Regions from separate parts of the Homo sapiens genome. Here region 2 is linked to region 1. The links are chromatin loops, found by intact Hi-C in ENCODE. Cell type or tissue: B cell. All regions are shown on one strand. Links, peaks and the distances in the headings refer to the core of each region. The heading gives the core; the rest is flanking DNA.

Region 1 (10,201 bases), core at 1,348-6,347:
ATATTTTCTGGAAATTGAGATGCCATACCTTCTGAGAAGCCAGGAATCTTTTTCATTCACTATCCACAACTGCCAAGCTCTTTGAGCATAAGGCAGGAGCCCTGTAGCCAATCCCTAGAAACTGACACTCTTGCCTTAGTTCTATTTAATACTTCATTCTTTTCAATGCTTCAACCAAATTTAGAGGCTACTCCAAGAGAGGAACAATGATGCAGAAAAAAGGGAAAAGAAATTCAGTTAACAGATTAAAAAGGCCTAAGTATGTACTTTGAAAGGTGCTAGAAACTTTATTCTCTCACCGTGGATATTACAGGAGGAGATAAAAATCAATATTTTAGAAACATAATCTTCATGAATTCAACATAACTCCAGATATACCCACCTTGTTGACTCTTGACATAACGGCAAAAATGGCAGCATCAGTCATGACAGTTGTCTCAATACCTGCTTTGGACAAATTCACAGCCATTTCATGACCCTGCAATGGGAGGGAAAGGCTGATTCTAAGAGAAAGAGTGAGAAATAGTGAAAAGTGCTCTCAAATGTAACTGGATCTGGGGAATTGTGTGATATGGGCATATCCAGCACATAATTTCCAATAGATAACTCATTTTTCGGACAACTGATTTTTCAGACTCTCATAGCTCTGGTAAGCTGTAGGGAAGCCCAGGGGAAGCTAATAAATGTCTAATGCTCCACAGCAGCACCAGAGCAGCCATAAAACTGGAAATACAACATGCATGTATAATATAATCACGATTGCTGACAAGATAGCTCCTGGCTCATTATTTTAAAACAACCTGCATCCTTACATATTTCCTTTTTGAGACCTATTATTTACTTAGGATCAAGTGAGGTCAGACCAAGCATTAGTCATCCCCAAGGTAATTTACCCTGCTTTGATTCCTAAAAGAATCAAGTTATCTTTCCTTGAACCCAGCAGCTCGCCATCTTTTTTTTTTTTTTTGAGACAGAGTCTTGCTCTGTCGTCCAGGCTGGAGTGCAGTGGCGCTATCTTGGCTCATTGCAACCTCTGCCTTCCAGGTTCAAGCAATTCTCCTGCCTCACCCTCCAGAGTAGCTGGGATTACAGGCATGTGCCACCACGCCCAGCTAATTTTTGTATTTTTAGTGGAGACGGGGTTTTGTCATGTTGGCCAGGCTGCTCTCGAACTCCTGACCTCAGGTAATCCACCCGCCCAGCCTCCCAAAGTGCTGGGATTACAGGCATGAGCCATCGCTCCCGGCCCCAACTTTCTTAAACCACTATTTATGAATGTTCACAGGACGAACACCTTGAAAATTCACTTAATGTTTTACTTGATCTTCTCAGTGTCTCAAAGTCTTGCTTATCAATTCAAGGTTGGAATGGCCCTACCCATCTCTCGTTTATTTCTTCTTCATTTTTCATTTTTCTTAGTAGCAACTCCAGCAGTCTCCTTACCTGGCAGAAAGGAGCACACTCTGCTACAATGACATGGAATTTCCTCTTTCGGGCAGCCTCTTTGAGGAAGGCCTCTACTGTTCGGGAGAAGCCAATGGTCATGATCACCTCATTGGAGTGAATGTGCTCCAGAGCCTGGGCTGCAATGTTCTCCATTGTCCCTTCTGTAAGAACGGTTTTGCAAAAAAAAAAAAAAAAAAAAAAAAAAAAATATATATATATATATATATATATGAAATTGCTATATCACAAACACACATTACGCGTATACGGAAAAAGATGTCTGCCCTTCACATGCACTGCCCACCTAGCAGACCCTGGTACCACAGGGTTAATGTGCTTAAAGTGAAATGTCACAATTTCTTTTTTTTTAATAGAGACAGGGTCCCACTATGTTGCCCAGGCTGGTTTTGAACTCCTGGTCTCAAGCAATCCACTCACCTTGGCCTCCCAAAGTTGTGGGATTACAGGTGTGAGCCACCATGCCCAGCTATGTCACAATTTCTTAAAAGCCCCACTCCTCTGGGATTTTCTGCCTGCCCTCTTCCAGAAGTACCCCTACCTATGAACCACCTCTGTCACTACAGAGCTCCTTACAACTGATTTTGAAGACAGTAGATTCAGCCAAGGAATGGCAATCTGGGAAATCCTAAAGTGCTGAGAATAGGGTAAAGAGAGCTTCGGCCTAAAAGAAGTCTTCCTCCAAAAGGTGGCCACAACACTTCTACATGAGAGAGACTGGCCAGAGAAGAAAAAATGGGGGAGCAATTTGGAAGCAGCTTCTTCATCCTCTGATTACAATGAATATCTGCAAGTCACTTGGACCGCAATGACAAGGGGGATAGAAATGGTATACGTGTACGTGTGTATAAAAATTCAGATAGTGAAGGAGGTCTATCGACCTTGGCTCTCTAGGGAGTTCATTTTGTTTCTTTACAATGAAAATAAAACTCTGTCCTAATAGAGTCTGTTCCACTCCACAGATCTGTAGTCTATCAAGGGTTGGTCTGTAAGGAAAAGTAGAGAGGATTACTTTGGTCCTGTCACCTGTTGCAACATTTCCTAATCAGGAAGGAGGACAAACCTCTGAGAACCAGAAGACAGCTAATCTCCCATCTCTGCTAATGAACAACCTTCAGAGGCTTCTGTTCCCTTATGTGCCTGTGACCAGTCCCATTTTCCCAGCGATCAGGCCTCTTACCCAGCTCCACTAGCAGCTCATTAATCGCCTCAATGATGTTGGACTGGAGTTGGGCATAATGGAAGCTGAAATCCTCGTTTAGGCCTCCGGATGTCAACAGTTTGTGCAGGGACTCCTGCTGATCACTCTCGTCGCTGCGTCCATGGAGTCTATAGAGGCAACAAGACCCAAAGAGAGAGGTGGGGAGGAGTGGTCAGGCAGGTAACAAGGGCTGTTCAGCTCCAATAAAGTCTCCGAGCAGGTAGAGGGGCCCGTGCAAAAAGTGTCACTGGATCCAACCAGGAGCCCAGGACGTGAGCCTGACCTGCCATACTCCTCCCGGATAATCTTGAGCACTCTCCGCACCATGTTGCCCACGGTGGTCTCGGAGGGCTGAGCGGCCGTCATCCTCCTGCCCTCTCTGCGGATCAGCTCCATCAGCTCCCCTACAGTCCAAAAGAGAGAGGATAAGAGGAGCCAACGCGAAGTGAGGCCTGGGAAATTTTCAGCCCTGGGATCGGGAACAGACAGGGGCCAGGTTCGCCGGCGGAGGCAGGCCGGCCTCACCCGCGTTGCTCCAGCGGTGGTCCGTGATGATCTGGCGCAGCAACCCTAGGGTCTCCCGAGCCATTTCCTCGGAGCTGCGCGGCCCACCACCCCGCTTCAGGGTCTCCACGAAGCTCTCGATCCTCTCTGACAACTCCGAGCCCTTCGCTGCGGATCCCGGCATCTTTAAGGTAGCTGCCTTCAGCCTTCACCGGCGGAATCCACACCTGCCAGACCACACAGTTTGCACTTCCGGGGCGGGCGAGGTCGGCTTCCGCTGTGAGGGGATGGGGGGAAACCTCAAGTTTGAGTGGAAGCCGGCTACGCCCTTCGTTGCCGATCTCCCGCCCCCTTCCTCTGCCTGAGCCAATCAGAGACGTGGGGCTCGGGTTGTTCAGTTATAACCGGGCGTCCGCGCGCCCCCGCGCCTCGGGGGCTGGAGGATCGGAAGCGGCCTTTCTTGGCTCAGCCGACGGTGAACGGAAGTAACCCGTCAGGCCTGTAGAGGGTGGCTGGTCCCGTTGCTATGGGAGCAGCAAGTCTCTACGCGCCCCTCACCGCGACTTAAGGCTACACTGAAGAAGTTGCGGCACTCCCTCCTGTCTTCCCAGCTCGGTGACTGCCCGAGCTGTCACTCCCGAGTGTCAGCTGACACTGACGCTCTGAATGCATGTCCAGGGTCGGCTGCCCCTTGGGCAGACGTCTCACTTTTGTTCTGTTACATTGCTTGGTACCGTTTGCGCCTGTGTCTAGGAGGTTCATGTCTCTGAAAACAAGGACGATATCTTTTGTTGCTTTTGTATTCTCAAGGCCTAACACGTCTAACAGAAGACGGCGAAATTAGAGATGAGGAAGATTAAGGAGATTCAAAGTGGGAGCCAATACAGAAGCAAAGATGACATCCTCTGATTTGGACAGAATTGTCCTCCTACAGAGAGGCCAGAGAGTATAACATAATACCAAGAGTTACCATTTACTTAAAGCTTACTGGTTCTTGGGCACTGTGTGTGAATTGTCTCAGTTAATAAGGTCTGAAATAGGTCCTCTTATCCCCATTTTACAGATTGGGAAACAGACCCACAGAATTTAAGCAGTTAATAAAGGATTGGGTTCATACTTAAATCCAGGTCTACCTGAACCCAAAGTATGTGTGTAATAGAAATCTCTATTTCCTTAAGATAAATTCTTCAAAGTGGAATCCATAGGCGAGCACATTTTAGACTTTTGTTACAATTAACAAATTGCCCTCCAAAAAGATTATGTCAATACCAAAGTTAGCCAAAGGTAGTACAAAGAAAAGAAAATTACAGATTAATATCTCTCATGAACATAGAAGCAAAAATTGCAACAAATTATTAGCACATCAAATCCTGCAATACATAAAAAAAGAATAATATGTAATTACAAAGTGAAACATAAACCTGGAATGCAAAGCTGATTAAACACTTAAAAATCAATGTAATATGCCATATTAACAATCTGAGAAGTAAAACCACATGATCATGTCAATTGATGCAGGAAGAAACATTTGACAAAATTCAATATTCATGGTACAAACTCTCAGAAAACTAGAACAAAAGGGAACTTCCTGAACTCGATAAAGGGTATCTACAAAATCCTACACCTAAAAATCATACTTCACAGTAAAAGATTGCTTTCTCCCTAAGATCAGGACAAGGCAAGGATGTCTACTTTCACCACTCCTATTTAAATTATACGTGAAGTCCTAGCCCTTGCAATAAGGCAAGAAAAAGAAAAAGCATACAGAATGGAAAGAAACTGTCCCTGTTCACAGAAGACATGATAGTGTACACAGAAAATCCCAGAGTCAACAGCAACAAAAACAAAACCTCCTAGAACATAAGTTTAGCAAGGATACAAAAACTATATTTCTATGTATTAGCAATGAGCATCAGAAATTGAAGTTGAAAATACAGTTGCTCTAAAAAGCCATAAAATATGTGTCAATTTTGCTGTGTTTTAGTTTTTATTTATTGATTTGTTTGTTTATTTTGAGACAGGGTCTCACACTGTTGCCCAGGCTGGAGTGCAGTGGCATGCTCACTGCTCACTGCAGCCTCAACCTCCCCTGGCTCAAATAATCCTCCCACCTCAGCCTTTTGAGTAGCTGGGACTACAGGCACACACCACCATGCCTGGCTAATTGTGTGTTAATTTTTAAATGTCTTTAAAATTGTATCAATTTACATGCTGGCTAGCATTTACCATATTATAGCCAATTTTGGATATTGTCGTTATTTTTTCATATATCAAGTCATTAAGAAAATAAGGTATATAGGCCAGGCATAGTGGCTCATGCCTGTAATCCCAGCACTTGGGGAGGCCAAGGTGGGCAGATCACCTGAAAGTCAGGAGTTTGGGACCAGCCTGGCCAACGTGGGTAAACCCTGTCTCTACTGAAAATACAAAAATTAGTGGGGGGTGGTGGCATATGTCTGTAGTCCCAGCTACTAGGGAGGCTGAGGCAGGAGAATAGCTTGAACCTGGGAGGTGGAGGTTGCAGTGAGCTGAGATTGTGTCACTGCACTCCAGCCTGGGTGACAGAGCAAGACTGTGTCTCAAAAACAAACAACAACAACAGCAACAAAAAAAACAAGGTATATAGTATTTTATATATACTAAAGAATTTATATGTGTGTGTATGCAAGTTATAAAGCATGACGACAAACAGGTTGAGGAATGTGAACCAATCCCTCACTTTGAAACTAAAATATTCGAATTAATAGAGATAGAAAGCAAAGCTGTGTTGGCCAGGCACAGTAGCTCACACCCGAATCCCAGCACTTTGGGAGGACAAGGTGGGAGGATGGCTTGAGCCCAAGAGTTGAAACCAGCCCTGGCAACATATCAAGACCCCCAGCTGTACAAAAAATTTAAAAATTAGCTAGGTGTGGTAATGCATGTCTGTAGTCCCAACTACTTGGGAGGCTGAGGGGGGAGGATCTCTTGAGCCTGGGAGGTCGAGGCTGCAGTGAGCTATGTATGATCCTGCAGTGAGCTATGATCCTGCCACTGCACCCCAGCTTGGGCAGCAGGGCAAGACCCTGTCTCAAAAAAGATAAAGGAAAGAAAGAAAGTAGAACTGTGATTGCCAGGGTCTGAGGGGAGGGAGAGAGTTGCTGTTTAATGGCTACAGAGTTTTAGTTTTGCAAGTTGAGAAGAGTTCTAGAGATAGATGGTGGATAATGGTTGTGCATTTATTTATTTATTTATTTATTTATTTTTTGAGACAGGGTCTCACTCTGTCACCCAGGCTGGAGTGCAGTGGCACGATCTCAGCTCACTGCAAGCTCCGCCTCCCAGGTTCACGCCATTCTCCTGCCTCAGCCTCCCCAGTAGCTGGGACTACAGGTGCCTGCCACCACGCCCGGCTAATTTTTTTGTATTTTTAGTAGAGACGGGGTTTCACCATGTTAGCCAGGATGGTCTCTATCTGACCTCGTGATCCGCCTGCCTCGGCCTCCCAAAGTGCTGGGATTACAGGCGTGAGCCACTGCACCCGGCCTGGTTGTGCATTTATATTTCACAACAATGTGAATGTACTTCATGCCAGTTTAGTTTCACTAAACTGTACACTTAAAAAGGTTAAGATGGTAAAATTTATGTTCCGTGTTATTTTACAATTTAGGAAATATGTGGTATATTTCACTTTTTTCTGCTCAATATGACATTCATAAAATTTATCCATGTTGTTACATGTACTTGTTATTCTCTTATTTGCACTGGTGAATTTGTACTGGTAAGAACTTGTAGTTCTCTTATTTGCACTAATATTTCATGTGACTGTAGCATAATTTATGTATTCATTTTTTTCAACAGATATTTGGGTTGTTTCCAATCTTTTTAGGGGGGTGGGTGAACATAAACTATAAATAGTCCTGTGTATGTCTTGGCACTTATATAAGTGGAACAGCTAGATCAGAGGCTATACGAATGTTCAACTTTACAAATAGATCTAGTAGTACAAAGTGGTTCAATTAATGTATGCTCCCTCCAGCAATATTTAAAGACTTTCAGCTGACCTACATCCTTACTGACATGTGTTATTACCAAACATCTTATTATTTGGGAATCAGGTAGGTATAAAAGTATATTTTACTGTGGTCTTAATTTGCATTTTCCTGATTACTGTTCATATTTTCATGTGTTTGTTGGCCATGAGTTTTTTGTGAATTGTTTGTTGTGCCTTTTACCTACTGTTTTTGGCTTAAAAATTTTTCCAAGTAGATTTGTAAGAGTTCTTTTTATATTCTAGATACTAATCTTCTTTCAATTATTTATTATATAAATAAGTGTCTTCTCCCAATTATGGCTTGTCTTCTTTACTTTGAGATGTCTTTGAACAGAATTCTTGATTTTAATGTGTTAAAATGTATCAACCTTGTCTTTTTTACATAATGCCTTTTCTGTCTTATTTCAGAAATTCAGCCAAGTGCAGTGGATTTGCCAGGTGTTGGGATTACATACCTATAATCCCAACAATTTGGGAGGCCAAGGTAGGAGGATCACTTGAAGCGAGGAGTTCTAGACAAGTCTGGGAAAAATAGCATGATGCCATCTCTACAAGAAATTTTTTAAATTAGCCAAGTACAGTGGCAGCTACTATGTGCCTGTAGTGCCAGCTACTTGGGAGGCAGAGGTGAGAGGTTTGCTTGAGCCTAGGAGTTTGAATTTGCAGTGAGCTGTGATAGCACCACTGCAATCCAGCCTAAGCAACAGAGTGAGACTTCAACTCAAAAAAATAAAAAAATTTAAAAATCCATCCAGGTGCAGTGGCTCACGCCTGTAATCCCAATACTTTGGGAGGCCAAGGTGGGAAGATCACTTGAGCTCCAAAGCTTGAGACCAACCTGGGTAACAGAGCAAGACCTTGTCTCTACAAAAAAAAATTTTTTTTTAATTAGCCAGGAATGGTGGCTCACACCTCTGGTCCCAGCTACTTGGGATGCTGAAGTGGGAGGATCTCTTGAGCCTGGGAAGTCAAGGCTGAAGTGAGCCGTGATCATACTACTGCTCTCCAGCCTGAGTGGCAGAGTGAGTCCTTGTCTGAAAACAAACAAACAAACAAACAAAAAAACAGAAGACATTCTTCCCTAATCCACAATTATAAATATAATCTCCTATATTTTCTTCTGATTACTAAAACATTTATCTTTACATATAATTGGAATTGGAATTACATATAATTTGGAATTGCTTTTTATGTAAGGTGAGAGGTGTGAATCCAATTTTATTTTTCCATTCTTTCTCCAGTGATTTTTAATGTCACCACTGTCATATGTCAAGTTTCTATAATATGTGAGTCTGTTTGGTGGCTATTTGGTTTCATTGCTGAATTTGCCTATTTCTGAATCAATATGATATTATCTTAACAATTGTCTTTTTTTTTTTTTTTTTTAAGATAGGGCCTCACTCTATTGCCCAGGCTGGAGTGCAGTGGCGCCATCACAGCTCACTGAAGCCTTGACCTCCCAGGCTCAGGTGATTGATCCTCCCACCTCAGCCTCCCCAGTAATTGGGATTTACAGACACAAGCCTTTTGTATTTTTTGTAGAGATTAGGTTTTGCCAGGTTGCCCAGGCTGGTCTTGAACTTCTGGGATCAAGCTATCCACCCCCCTTGGCCTCCCAAAATGCTGGGATTATAGGCATGAGCCACTGCACCCAGCAACTATTGTTTTATTGAAAAGTTTTTATCTCTGGTAAGAAATTTTTTCTTGCTTAATTCTTTTCTTTAAAAATTACTTAACTAGTTTTGAGCCTTTGCATTTTTATTTTATATTTTATTTTATTATTATTATTGTATTTATTTATTTATTTTTTGAGACAGAGTCTTGATCTGTCGCCAGGCTGGAGTGCAGTGGCGTGATCTTGGCTCACTGCAGCCTCCGACTCCCTGGTTCAAGCAATTCTCCTGCCTCAGCCTCCCGAGTAGCTGGGATTACAGGCATGTGCCACCGCACCCAGCTAATTTTTGTATTTTTAGTAGAGATGGGGTTTCACCATGTTGGCCAGGATGGTCTTCATCTCCTGACCTCATGATCTGCCCTCCTTGGCCTCCCAAAGTGCTGGGATTACAGGTGTGAGCCACTGCACCTGGCCTATTTTTTATTATTATTATTTTTTGAGATGGAGTCTCACTCTCTTGCCCAGGCTGGAGTGCAATGGCAAAATCGCAGTATGATCCATCCACTCCAGCCTCCCAAAGTGCTGGAATTACAGGCGTGAGCCACCATGCCTGGCCAATATTTTATTTTATTTTCTAGTGACAGGGTCTCATTCTGTTGCTCAAGCTGGAATGCAATGGTGCAATCTTGGCTCACTACAGCCTTGACCTCCTGGGCTCAAGCAATCCTCCTGCCTCAGCCTCCCATGTAGCTGGGACTCTAGGTGTGTGCCACCATGCCCAGCGAATTTTTTTATTTTTTGTAGAGACAAGGTTTCACTATGTTTCTGGGCTGGTCTTGAACTCCTGGCCTCAAGTGATCCTGTCTCAGCCTCCCAAAATACTTGGATTACAGGCATGGGCTAGTGGCTCAGCCACTTCCATATATATTTTAGAAACAGCATTGCTGAAACGTATTTAAATTAAAAACTTTATTGATATTTTGGTTGGAATTGCTTTAAATCTATTAATCAATTTGAAGAGAATTGACAACTTTAAGACAATAAGATACCAAGTCTTTCCATGAACATGGTATATATTTCCATTTATTTAGGTTTTTACTATCTTTCAGTAAAATTTTATAATTTTCTCCATGTAGGCCTTGCACATCTCATGTTAAGACCTATTATTAGCCACTTTCTATTGTGTCCGGAATTGGTGGGTTCTTGGTCTCACTGACTTCAAGAGTGAAGCCGCGGACCCTCGCGGTGAGTGTTACAGCTCTTAAGGTGGCGCGTCTGGAGTTGTTCATTCCTCCCGGTGGGCTCGTGGTCTCGCTGGGCTCAGGAGTGAAGCTGCAGATCTTTGCGGTGAGTGTTACAGCTCATAAAAGCAGCGTGGACCCAA
Region 2 (11,248 bases), core at 3,973-8,972, 290 kb after region 1:
CCAGGTTCCAGAGATTCTCTTCCCTCAGCCTCACAGGTAACTGGGATTACAGGCACATGGTGCTGCGCCTGGCTAATTTTTGTATTTTTAGTAGAGATGGGGTTTCACCATGTTGGCCGGGCTGATCTCGAACTCCTGAAAAGCACTAGGATTACAGGTGTGAACCACCGCACCTGGCCCCCTGGCTAATTTTTAAATTATGTGTAGACATGGGGTCTCGTTATGTTGCCCAGGCTTCAACTTCCATTTTTTTATGCTAGAATTTTTTAGAAGTATATTAATACTGGCCAGGCGTGGTGGCTCATGCCTATAATCCCAGCACTTTGGGAGGCCAAAGTGGGCGGAATGCTTGAGGTCAGGAGTTCGATACCAACCTGGCCAACATAGAGAAACCCCGTCTCTACTTTACACAAAAATTAGCTGGGAGTGGCAGCATGCACCTATAATCCCAGCTACTCGGGAGGCTGAGGCAGGAGAATCACTTGAACCTGGGAGGCAGAGGTTGCAGTGAGCAGAGATCACCCCACTGTACTCCAGCCCGGGCCACAGAGTGAAACTTTGTCTCAATATATATATATATTTTAATACTGAGATCATGAAACAAGGCAATGTGTTCTTTAAGAGGACCAATTTCAGAGCCATGTAGCAGTGAAGTGAGCAAAGGCTTGCAACTGAAGTAGGGAAGCAGGCTCAGGAAAACCACTACAAGGAAAGGGAAAGTAACAGCCTCAGGATTCATAGGCAGAAGAGAAAGCCAATGGGAAGCAAACTATCCTTCCTTGTTGGACTATAAAGTGGAAATAGAAGAGACCAGGAACCATGTAAAGATCAAACAGGCCTTTTCAAGGTAAGAGGAAGAGAAAGGCCTTCCTTTAAGTATAAAGGCAAGCAAGGCCAGGCACGGTGGCTCACGCCTGCAATCCCAGCACTTCGGGAGGCCGAGGTGGGTGGATCACCTGAGGTCAGGAGTTTGAGACCAGCCTGACCAATATGGTGAAACCCGCCTCTACGAAAAATACAAAAATTAGATAGGCGTGGTGGCATGTCCTAGCTACTGGGGTGGCTGAGGCAGAAGAACTGCTTGAACCTGGGAGGCGGAGGTCGCAGTGAGCTGAGATCACGCCAACGCACTCCAGCCTGGGTGACAAAGCAAGACCCTGTCTCAAAAAAAAAAGTATACATATTTAAAGAAAGCCATAAGACTAAAGCTATCCTGCCTAAAGCTCTAACAGTCACTATCTAGATATTACTGGTGGAGGTATAGAGTCAAGGAAGCAATTCATCAAGGAAGCAAAGGGCCATGCTTTGACCCTCTATCCGTTTCATTGATAAGTAGGTCACAGCATTCCTGGAGAAGCAGCTCAATTAGAAATACCATGGGAAATACAAAGAGACTACCAAGTTTAGTGTCTTCCCCCATATGGGGTCACCCAAGCCTCATTCTTAGAGGCCTGGTAGCACCTCAACTTTAGATTATTTCTAAAAGATTTATTTCAAAAGTTTATGTATATAGCTTTAAAAAGTAATACAGAAAGGCCTATATGAAAAAACAATGGTCCCCTGACCATTGCCACCCAATCAATTCTGATCTGTAGAGAAGACTATTTTATTCCATTAGCTCCATTTTTTTCTCATCTGATGGCTACCTTCACATCTTAATAAACGTATGCAGCTAATAAATGTATGCAGCCATTCTTTTTTTTTTTTAGATGGAGTTTCTCTTGCCAGGCTGGAGTGCAGTGGCACAATCTCGGCTCACTGCAAGCTCCACCTCCCAGGTTCCAGCGATTCTCCTGCCTCAGCCTCCCAAGTAGCTGGGACTACAGTCACGTGCCACCACGCCCAGCTAATTTTTGTATTTTTAGTAGATATGGGGTTTCACCTTGTTGGCCAGAATGGTCTCGATCTCGACCTCATGATCCGCCTGCTTTGGCCTCCCAAAGTGCTGGCATTACAGGCGTGAGCCACCGCGAGTGCTGGGATTACAGGTATGAGCCACTGCGCCCGGCTGCAGCCATTCTTAATTAATTTTTGGGCATCTAAAGAATCTGCTTTCTTACCCCTTCACACATTCCTTAACCCCATCTTCTCATCTTGCTCATTTTAATAAATCAGTAAACAACATTTACCATTTCTATCACTCTGCAACTGTTGTTCATTATATAGTAGCCTTTAAAACTTAAAAAGGGAGGTACAAATTTTTCCCTTTGATTCCAGTAATTTATCCTCTATGGCAAAGTTTAAGTCTAATTTTCATTCGTACCTCTAACCGGGTGACTGAAAAATATATAAATATAAACCCGCTACAAATGGGACAGATCTTACTATGATAGGCTTCATAGATGGCCTTACTTTTCTTTTTCCTGTTCATGGTAGTGAAGGAAGATCATTTAAAGGAGGGGATATACAAATACACAAGGGAAATCTATTAATGGTAAATTGCATACCTAGGTGTAAATAAACTACCTCAGATCCTCTGTACTACGAATAAATACCAAACTGAATAAACTTAGGAATTGACCATCATCTATCTAACTTCTAGGGCTGTGATCATAAATGGCAGAATGTCTTATTTAGTGTTTCAACACTGGGGCAAAAGGGAGAACATATCCTTGTTAACATAAAAGAATATAGATACTGAAAAATAGATTTTTCATTTATCTAGAATTTTAAAATCTAGAATTCTAAAACAGAAAATTCCCCTATGTTCAAAATTGATGTCCATAATGATACTCGAAGCATTCTAAGTGTTTTCTGAATTGTGAAAGTTTAATTTTTTCCAGTCAAGTTTGCATTATACTTCAATTCATTAAACATGGTCACTGCTATGGTGACCACTGTAAATTAAATGGCCAGCAATTCAGTTAACAAGAACCCCATCTCCCTCCTTTCATGTATTTGTATAAATATAATTATTCTGAACAAATGTCACGGAAACATAAAAGTATGATACTCACACTTGGCATACAGACAGTCCATCATTGACTGCACTAAGTCCAGTTTGGCTTTTATGGAAAAGTTGATAAAGTTGGTATCAACGAGGATGTGGTAAGGTGGGCCCAGCTGTGTATTATATTGGAAAAATAAGCAGGAAGGGTGTTGGGGACTGAAGGAAAAAGAAAACAAGAACAAAGAAAAATTTACATTGATACCCTAGTATTAACAAAAACAAAAAAGAAGTCTGCTTGGGACTGTTTGCTGTAAACTCTTTTGTCCATGTTCATTGGAAATAAATCCTAAAAAGGAAGGCAAGGAAGAAAGTAATATCATTATCTTAATCTCAGCTCCCCTGGCAACCTTTGTCACCAACTTTAAAAAAGCAATTATCAAAAACAAACAAACAAAAAAAGCAATTATCCAATCTAGCTCTTCCTCTAGCAAAAGTAGAATCACCATGGGCACAGGGAGGTAGAATACAGTTATCGTGATTAGAATGATACAACAACACGTTTGTCATTCTTAAAGGATTCTAAAACTGCTGTTATGGAATGTGATAGAGAACAGTTTGTCTAGTGTTAGGATTATATACTACAGCAGGACCTGTATCACATCTAGCCCAAGTTGTCTGGGTTGAATATGACAGTGATTCCAAATGCTAGGCCATGGATCAGTATCTACCTGTGATAATATGTCCATTACCAATCCAGGGAAAAATTAGAAAAATAAGGAAAATGTGGTAAAGTTTTCATAAAGTTAAATGTACTTACTTAAAAGGAATGAAATACCTTTATATCTTTATATAAAGGTCATATCTTTATATAAATATCTTTATTCTGAAAATATATTTTAAATATTTTTTGGTGATACAGTCTCTCTTTTATGAACTGCTGGTGTGTTAAACAATGGCACTTATGTCTCTTAAAAGATCCCTGGCAAAGAAAAAGTTAATAATCCTAGATAATATCTCCAGGATTTTAGGGGAAATTTTACTGCTCCATAAAATCCCAAAACCTTCAAACCACTAGAATTGATATATGCTCATCGATATGACTTTCATCTACATAGTTGTGCTAGACTTACTAACAAATAAGTTAGCAAACCAGCTCAGGGAAAGCCTGGATTTCTAAGAGGTCTATGGTTTTAAAGGAAAACTTCAAACGTTTGATTACTCACACTTCTCTTTCCTTTAATGCGCTGGGATCCTTCTTTTCTTTCTTTTTAGGTTTTAATCTATCCTTTTCTTTACTAGGAAGAAAAAGGTAAATTAAATCCAAGGGAGAAGAAAAACCACAGCAATTAAAATCTCAAAAATCTAAAGTTCCATTTTTTTTTTTTTTTGGTCTACTGAAGAAATCCTACTTTGTGATATCCTCATGTTAATATCAGCATACTCTTTCTGAGCAAATAACTCTAGTGCAAAGCACAGTACCTGGAAGTATCAGAATTAACCAGTAATGCCAATAATGCATAAGAATTGTTAATGAGTAAATAAAAGCTGATTATACTATATTTATTTTTTAGTCAGAATCTCTCACATCAAGGATCACAATCCACTTCCAAGCAATGGGTAAAAGGGTGACAGTTATCTTCTGAAGATTCAGATGCTTTAACTTTTGGGGGAAAAGTATTACCCCATATGCTTCTTATAAAGGGCTAAAATGTAAAAACGCATATACAGAACTTAACCCTTAACTAGAAAGAAATTATTATTAATGGAGTGTCATTCCTAAAAATTACACAATACATCCACACTAAAGGCTGAGAATAATAATTCTGAAGGTTTTAACGACTATTCTCTTATTCTGAGACTCTTTTTTGTATTTTTAGTGGAGACAGGGTTTCACCGTGTTGGCCAGGCTGGTTTTGAACTCCTCACCTCAGGTGATCCACCCGCCTCAGCCTCCCAAAGTGCTGGGATTACAGGCGTGAGCCACTGCGCCCGGCTTTCTGAGACTCTTAAACTCAGTGAAGATCAGTCTTTATTTAATAGCTATGCTTATTCTACACTTAAGCAGGGACACCGCTTTGATCCTCTTCATACTAGGGAATTTCACTTCACTTTCTTCTTCCACAGTGATTTGGATTCTTATATTAGTAAGACTTATAAAATGGAGATATCTTGGAGTTTTCCCATTTTCTCTGACAAAAATATTTGAGTACCAGGCACTGGAAACGCCAGACAAACAAGGTCTCTAACCTTGCCATCTTTCAACAAGAAACACTCCCCTCGCCCCACCCCAGGGGAATGTAGTAGTGTAATGGTAAAAACATAAAGAGAACTATACGGACTTCACCGAACTGACATGAGGTTTAAATGCGATATGGCAGACAAAGCATATAACGGTAGAAAAAGTGAACACTTAAGAAATGTTTAATTCCCATCGCCTTTCCCAGTGTGATCGCTCAGCAGCTAAATTACTGTTAAACACTGGCTATCTCATGCTATATAAATCTAAGACACGATAATAAGCAAAAAACAAAATAATAACAACAAACATTTTTACTACTTATCCTCTCTAGACTCTTATTAGAATATCCCTGGGCAGTTGATTCCAGACACTCACAGCCTCTGATCTCTGAGACTAAGCATTCGCTTCATGGTCGCATACTTCCTTGTTTTCTTTTGCTTCCCCTTGAAACAGAAATTTTAGAATTAAAAAAGTTGGAAACACACGGCATCTTTTAAAGTCTCTTCTTTTCTCTTGTCTATTGCCTTCCCTTCTTGCCTCAAATAACCCAGACCCTCTTCCCCACTCTGTAAAGCATAACAGTCACCGCTTGGAGAAGTTTAAGAGCTAAGACCAGAATGAAAATATGCTAGGATAATGTGAAGGAAATTTGGCCACGGTCTGACTACCTCCTTCTCCACCCAAAAAGTGGCCTGATAACGTCCCTTCTTGGACCGTCTTCTCTCACCATGGTCACGCCAAACTCCTGGTTCTTCCGTAATCACCAACGGCGCAATACTTCTACGTCATTCACATACTGCTTCCGGCAAAGGATAGCCCGGAAGCGGAAACTCCTTGGGGAAAGGGCAATCCCCCGAGCCGGTTCCCAGGCCGGGTGGAGACCAACTCTGGGGTCTGTTGGTGGGAGAGTGGGGAGCCCGTCTTCTGCTGAGTGCTGCCGCCCCTTCCCAGGACAGCGGAGGTGGAACTTCGTCGCGCTGCAACCCCCGGCTCGGGTAACGTTTCTCTCCAGCCTTAGGCAGAGCCCAGAAGACCTGCCTTTACCAGAGTTCCAGAGAGAGAGGGAGGAAAAGGGTAGGGGGGTTCAGACTCCTGGTTTGCCCAGTAGTTTGGGGGAACACATTCTCCTCACCCTGTAGCGTTGGGGTATCCGGTGTCTATGGTCCAGCCCTGAGGCTGTGGTTCCTATTTGGTTTTCCTAGCCGATATGGTGCTTTGTGCAGCTAGGTGGATGATTGTTCTCGAGTATATACCGTGTACTCCTCTCGGTGAAGAGAGAAATGAAGCAGTGTTTGAGGGCCTAGACTATCGCTAGAGAATTGGGGCATAAGCTTGCATATGTTACTACTTACCCAAGCCAAGAAAATGGTGAGATACAATGCACATTTATTGTGAAGCCTTGGTGTGTCATCTTTAAGTAAAAAGGGAGAATTTGTGAGAACAAGGAGCGAAAGGTAGCTTTTTTCTTTGAGTACCTGCTATGTATTCCAGTGGTTCTTAACTTTTTGGAGATAACTTATTTCTTGAAAGTTTGTGGAAAGCCAGGAACAATTCTTTAAAAAATGGGCACACATACAGTTTGTAATACACTTAATGAGATTGGTGGACTCTGAAGCCCATCCGTGGACCCTCTGGGTGTCTGTAAACTTTAAATGAAAACCCCCATCCTGTATACTGTACTTGTCACTTTATTCATATTACCTTCTTTGACCTTCTCAATAACATAAATTCTTTTATTTTACATATGGGGAAATTGAGCCCCAGACTTTGTTCAGGGGTCTGTTTGAGTCTCGTGATTCCAAAGTCTGTACTTGTATTTCTTTTTTTCTTTTTCTTTCTTTCTTTCTTTCTTTTTTTTTCTTTTTTTTTTTTTTTTTTTTTTTTTTTTTGCACTTTGTCTTCCATTCTCCAGCTACTGATCAAGCTGGGAACGGAATGGGTACCTCTGTCATACTTTTCTTATTGCATGATGCTATCCTAGAGTTGGAAGTAAAATATGTTATCAGGTTTAAAAAAGAAGGTGACCATTGTATAACCCTTATGATGAAAACACGTTTATTGTTTAACACGAACTTTGGAGTCTGACTGATGGGGTTAAAATCCTTGCTCTGCCTTATAACTCGCCATGACATTGGGTGAGTTAATCTATCTGCATCTCAGTTTCTTTATCTGTAAAATGGAGATAATCATAGTAGCACTCTTTTATTGGGATGTTATCAGGACTTATGTTTATTCATAGTTAACATGCGAGGTCCCTAGAAGAGTGTAAACCAGACTACTCAGAGTGTTTTCTGTTGTTACCATTGTGTGTCTTCCAACTTGAGGATGTGTGGCAGGGTTGGAATTTTATGCCAATTTTATTTTATTTTATTTTATTTTATTTTTGAGACAGAGCCTCCCTCTGCTGCCCAGGTTGGAGTGCAGTGGCGCAATCTCGGCTCACAGCAACCTCCCCCTCCCAGGTTCAAGCAATTCTCCTGCCTCAGCCTCCCGAGTAGCTGGGACTGCAGGCATGTGTGTGCCACCATACCTTGCTAATTTTTGTATTTTTAATAGAGATGGGTTTCACCATGTTGGCAAGGCTGGTCTCAAACTCCTGACCTCAGGTGATCTGCCCACCTCGGCCTCCCAAAGTTCTGGGATTACAGACGTGAGCCACTGTGCCAAGCCCCAATTTTTTTTTTTTTTTTTTGAGACGGAGTTAGTTTCGCTCTTGTTACCCAGGCTGGAGTGCAATGGCGCAATCTCGGCTCACTGCAACCTCCACCTCCCAGGTTTAAGCGATTCTCCTGCCTCAGCCTCCTGAGTAGCTGGGATTACAGGCGTGCGCCAACACGCCTGGCTGATTTTATATTTTTAGTAGAGACGGGGTTTCTCCATGTTGGTCAGACTGGTCTTGAACTCCCGACCTCAGGTGATCCGCCCACCTTGGCCTCCCAAAGTGCTGGGATTACAGGCGTGAGCCACCGTGCCTGGCACCAGCCCAATTTTATTTTAACATAGTTGCACTGGAACTTGAACGTGTTCATAAACCTCAAAACATTAAGTTTTCAGGTCCTGGGATGCTCAATCGCAGGGTGATTTCTTCTGTTGATTTGGGTGTAAACTTTTTCTGCTTCTCCTTTCTCTTTCAGGCACACATTCATTTAGATGGCTTAATAGTTTACATATCTGTGGGCACTGAATTTTTGATGTAGAAATGGTAGCTACAGATACTGTATGTGCCTTCTGCTTTACCCCATTTGTGGTCACTAGAAGTTCCTAATCTTTCTGGAGCAGCTTGTCTCTGTCAAGCTGCCATTCATGTGTAGAGCTAATAGCAACCAGTTTTTTGATGTATCTCTTGGTGATTAGACAATAAGCTTTTTATTGTCTAAAAGCTAAAATAACATGGTCAGTTATTCTTCTTAAACATTTGACTCATTAGTATTATATATAGGTTCAGAGGGAAAATTGCATATCATTAAATAGTAATTTGCATTTAAATTTAGGCACTGACAGAAAAACGCTCTTCTGGTAATGTGTACTTTGAATTTTGGAATCCATGAACAACAACAACTTAAAAAAAGGCCATTTGTAATTTCTATTGTAACCTCTATTGAGAGTGTTCTGATTTCCTTGATTGTTAATACCTAATAGGGAGCTAAATTAGTGTAGGAACACCATGGGGGATAAGAACATACTTAGAAAAATTTGTTTTTGTTGCATTGTAATTTTATTGCAATCTGAGGTTCTTATAGCGTGAAATGAAAGTGGTCAGATACTCTACAGCATTCTTTGATGGGGATGGAAAGTGGGGGATGCGAAGCTGGGAGGTAGTGTTGATTTGTGATGGATGGGAGCAGAAAGTAATTGCTTTTGGGCACATACTTGTGAGGAAAAGAAATGATTTTAGTCCTTCTCAGCAGTCAAGAGGGTTGTTTTGCATTTTTCTGCAGTCTTGAAGAGAAAAAATCACCCAAGGCATTGGACACACAGTTTGAACACATAATTGGGCTTGGACTTCATTCCATTCACTAATTGGTCTAACTTACTAATTTAAGTTGGTATCAAATTTCTTTGTAAAATTATTCTGGATAATGAAAGACTCCTTAAAGAACATCTTGTATTTCAATGTTAGAAAGTTATAAGTAGATTCACTTTTTTGTCCATTTTCAAGTTATAGTTTTTACATTTATTTTTCTGACTTACATGATAGGACTTTTTTTCTCCCAACAAACATTAGTCGCTGTTAATTATTTTTCAATTAACTTGCCTGCCCCTAAATGTGGTAGCATGGCATACAGCATGTTCTGCTTCTGAGGTCTTGATATTGAATTGGTTTGTAAGAATACCTCAGAGATAGATTACTGCCGCTTGGTCATTCATTCAGAAAGCATTTATTGAGGGCCCATTCTGTCCTGGGCAATCTCACCACAGTCCTGTATTACAGAAAGACTTGTAAATAGGTAAAGTATGGTTGGTGGCTGAATAGAGATGTGGGAGTTGAAATATTTTAGAGGAATTACTCTTCTTGTTCATCTTTCTGTAAGTGGTCCAGGTCAGAGTACTGTTGTGTAATATTTATTTAATACTATCAACATATTAGTACCATGTAATAGATCAGATTTTATGACCTTAATGGACTCTAGTGTATCATTTTACCTTTTATTTATTATTTATTAGATCTTGCTATGTTGCCCAGGCTGATCTTGAACTCCTGGCCTCAAGCCATCCTCCCACCTCAGCTTCCTGAGTAGCTGGGAGAAGAGGCATGAGCCACTGTGCCTGACCGTTTTACCTTTTAAATGACTTTAGCTATTAACTAACTTGGGTTTAAATTTCAGTTATTTTTCTTTGGTTTCTTTTTCTTTGAAGGGTTCTGAATGCTTAGCCTTCACTAATGTTCTTTCATATAGTAGTTTTCAAACTTTTGAGGTTGTTTAACCTTATTGCAGTTTGTGTGTATGTATGTGTGTGTACACACACGCATGCCTGAGCTGTTGATATGGTGTTACAGCACCATAGTGATGTTTTCCTGGTGGCTCTTTTGAAGACTGTTCTACAAGATAGGGTTTATAGAGAAAGATGGGTATTCACTTAGCTATTAGAAACTAAATAGTCATGGTAGATACATGTTTTGTCATTTAGTCTAATTGAACGGTTCCATATGATTTTATGAGTTTTTGTTATCTTGAATAGTTGAGCAATTTGCATCATGTTTTTCAGAGCGAAGGCATTTATTTCAGTGCAGCTTGTTACTGTTGAGATGCCAATAGTTAACATCTGTTAATTGATTTTCTATATATTGTACTTTTTGGCCAGAGATTAGATAATTTATTAATATACAACATATTTTCTGTAATGTCCCCTTGCTTTTATCCAGAGACCCAGAGCATGTTATTTTAACCCCTCTCTTGTCCGCTTTGGGAAGTTCAAATTCAAGGTACCCCCGGTATATATGGTAAACCTATTAGGAACAGAAAACAGTTAAAACTTCCCAAGTGTGATCTAGTTTTTCATGTCTTGGTAAAGAAGAAATCCCAGGTGGGCTGTGCAAACAGTTCATAGAAAGGGGTTAAAAAAGATATTTAAAAAGTTTTAGGCTGGCATTACCTGAATTGGGGCAATGATTAGGGAGACATGATTAGAATTCTAAGGGGGAGTGAGAATGTAAAGGGGAGCACCATCTGTAATTAAATTGTTTTAAATTGTGGAATAATTTTAAATTTATAAAAAAGTTGCAAAGATAGTACAGAGTATTCCTGTATACCTTTCACCGGTGTCTCCTAATGTTAACTTCTTACATAACCATGGCACATACTGTCACATCTAAGAAATTAACATTGGTACAATACTATTACTAAACTATAGACTTTATTTGGATTTCACAAGTTTCTCCACTAATTTCCTTTTTCTATACCCAAACTGAATCTAGAATACCACATTCCAGTTAGATCATGTGTAATTTCTTTTTTTTTTTTTTTTTCTGAGGCGAAGGTCTCACTCTGTCGCCCAGGCTGGAGTGCAGTGGCGCCATCTCGGCTCACTGCAAGCTCCGCCTCCCGGGTTCACGCCATTCTCCCGCCTCAGCCTCCCAAGTAGCTGGGACTATAGGCGCCCGCCACCATACCCGTCTA

What was found. Peaks named below come from ENCODE experiments on the same cell type or tissue, not always from the same donor. Only the 100,000 strongest peaks of a DNase experiment are listed, where the experiment ranks them.
Region 2: a loop joins it to region 1, with 8 times the contacts of the local background. A loop is called at or near these places in 5 of 110 quality-filtered maps.

Annotation. Positions count from the first base shown.
Region 1 is chr14:74,996,143-75,006,343 of GRCh38, reverse strand. EIF2B2 (eukaryotic translation initiation factor 2B subunit beta) reads right to left here and starts at 3,423. Exons shown (of 8, transcript NM_014239.4): 1 at 3,191-3,423; 2 at 2,949-3,069; 3 at 2,645-2,793; 4 at 1,444-1,607; 5 at 383-478. The coding sequence starts at 3,353. RefSeq lists enhancers at 3,065-3,745, 3,787-3,876. In B cell, for the core only: a CTCF peak has its summit at 3,784; a DNase peak (open chromatin) is centred at 3,563; H3K4me3 peaks cover 1,935 bases; H3K27ac peaks cover 2,273 bases.
Region 2 is chr14:74,707,809-74,719,056 of GRCh38, reverse strand. It overlaps AREL1 (apoptosis resistant E3 ubiquitin protein ligase 1), which reads left to right and starts at 5,977. Exons shown (of 20, transcript NM_001039479.2): 1 at 5,977-6,124. It overlaps FCF1 (FCF1 rRNA-processing protein), which reads right to left and starts at 5,913. Exons shown (of 8, transcript NM_015962.5): 1 at 5,857-5,913; 2 at 5,505-5,572; 3 at 4,114-4,185; 4 at 2,958-3,106. The coding sequence starts at 5,859. RefSeq lists an enhancer at 5,800-6,079. In B cell, for the core only: no CTCF peak of the experiment used is centred there; a DNase peak (open chromatin) is centred at 5,916; H3K4me3 peaks cover 1,908 bases; H3K27ac peaks cover 2,053 bases.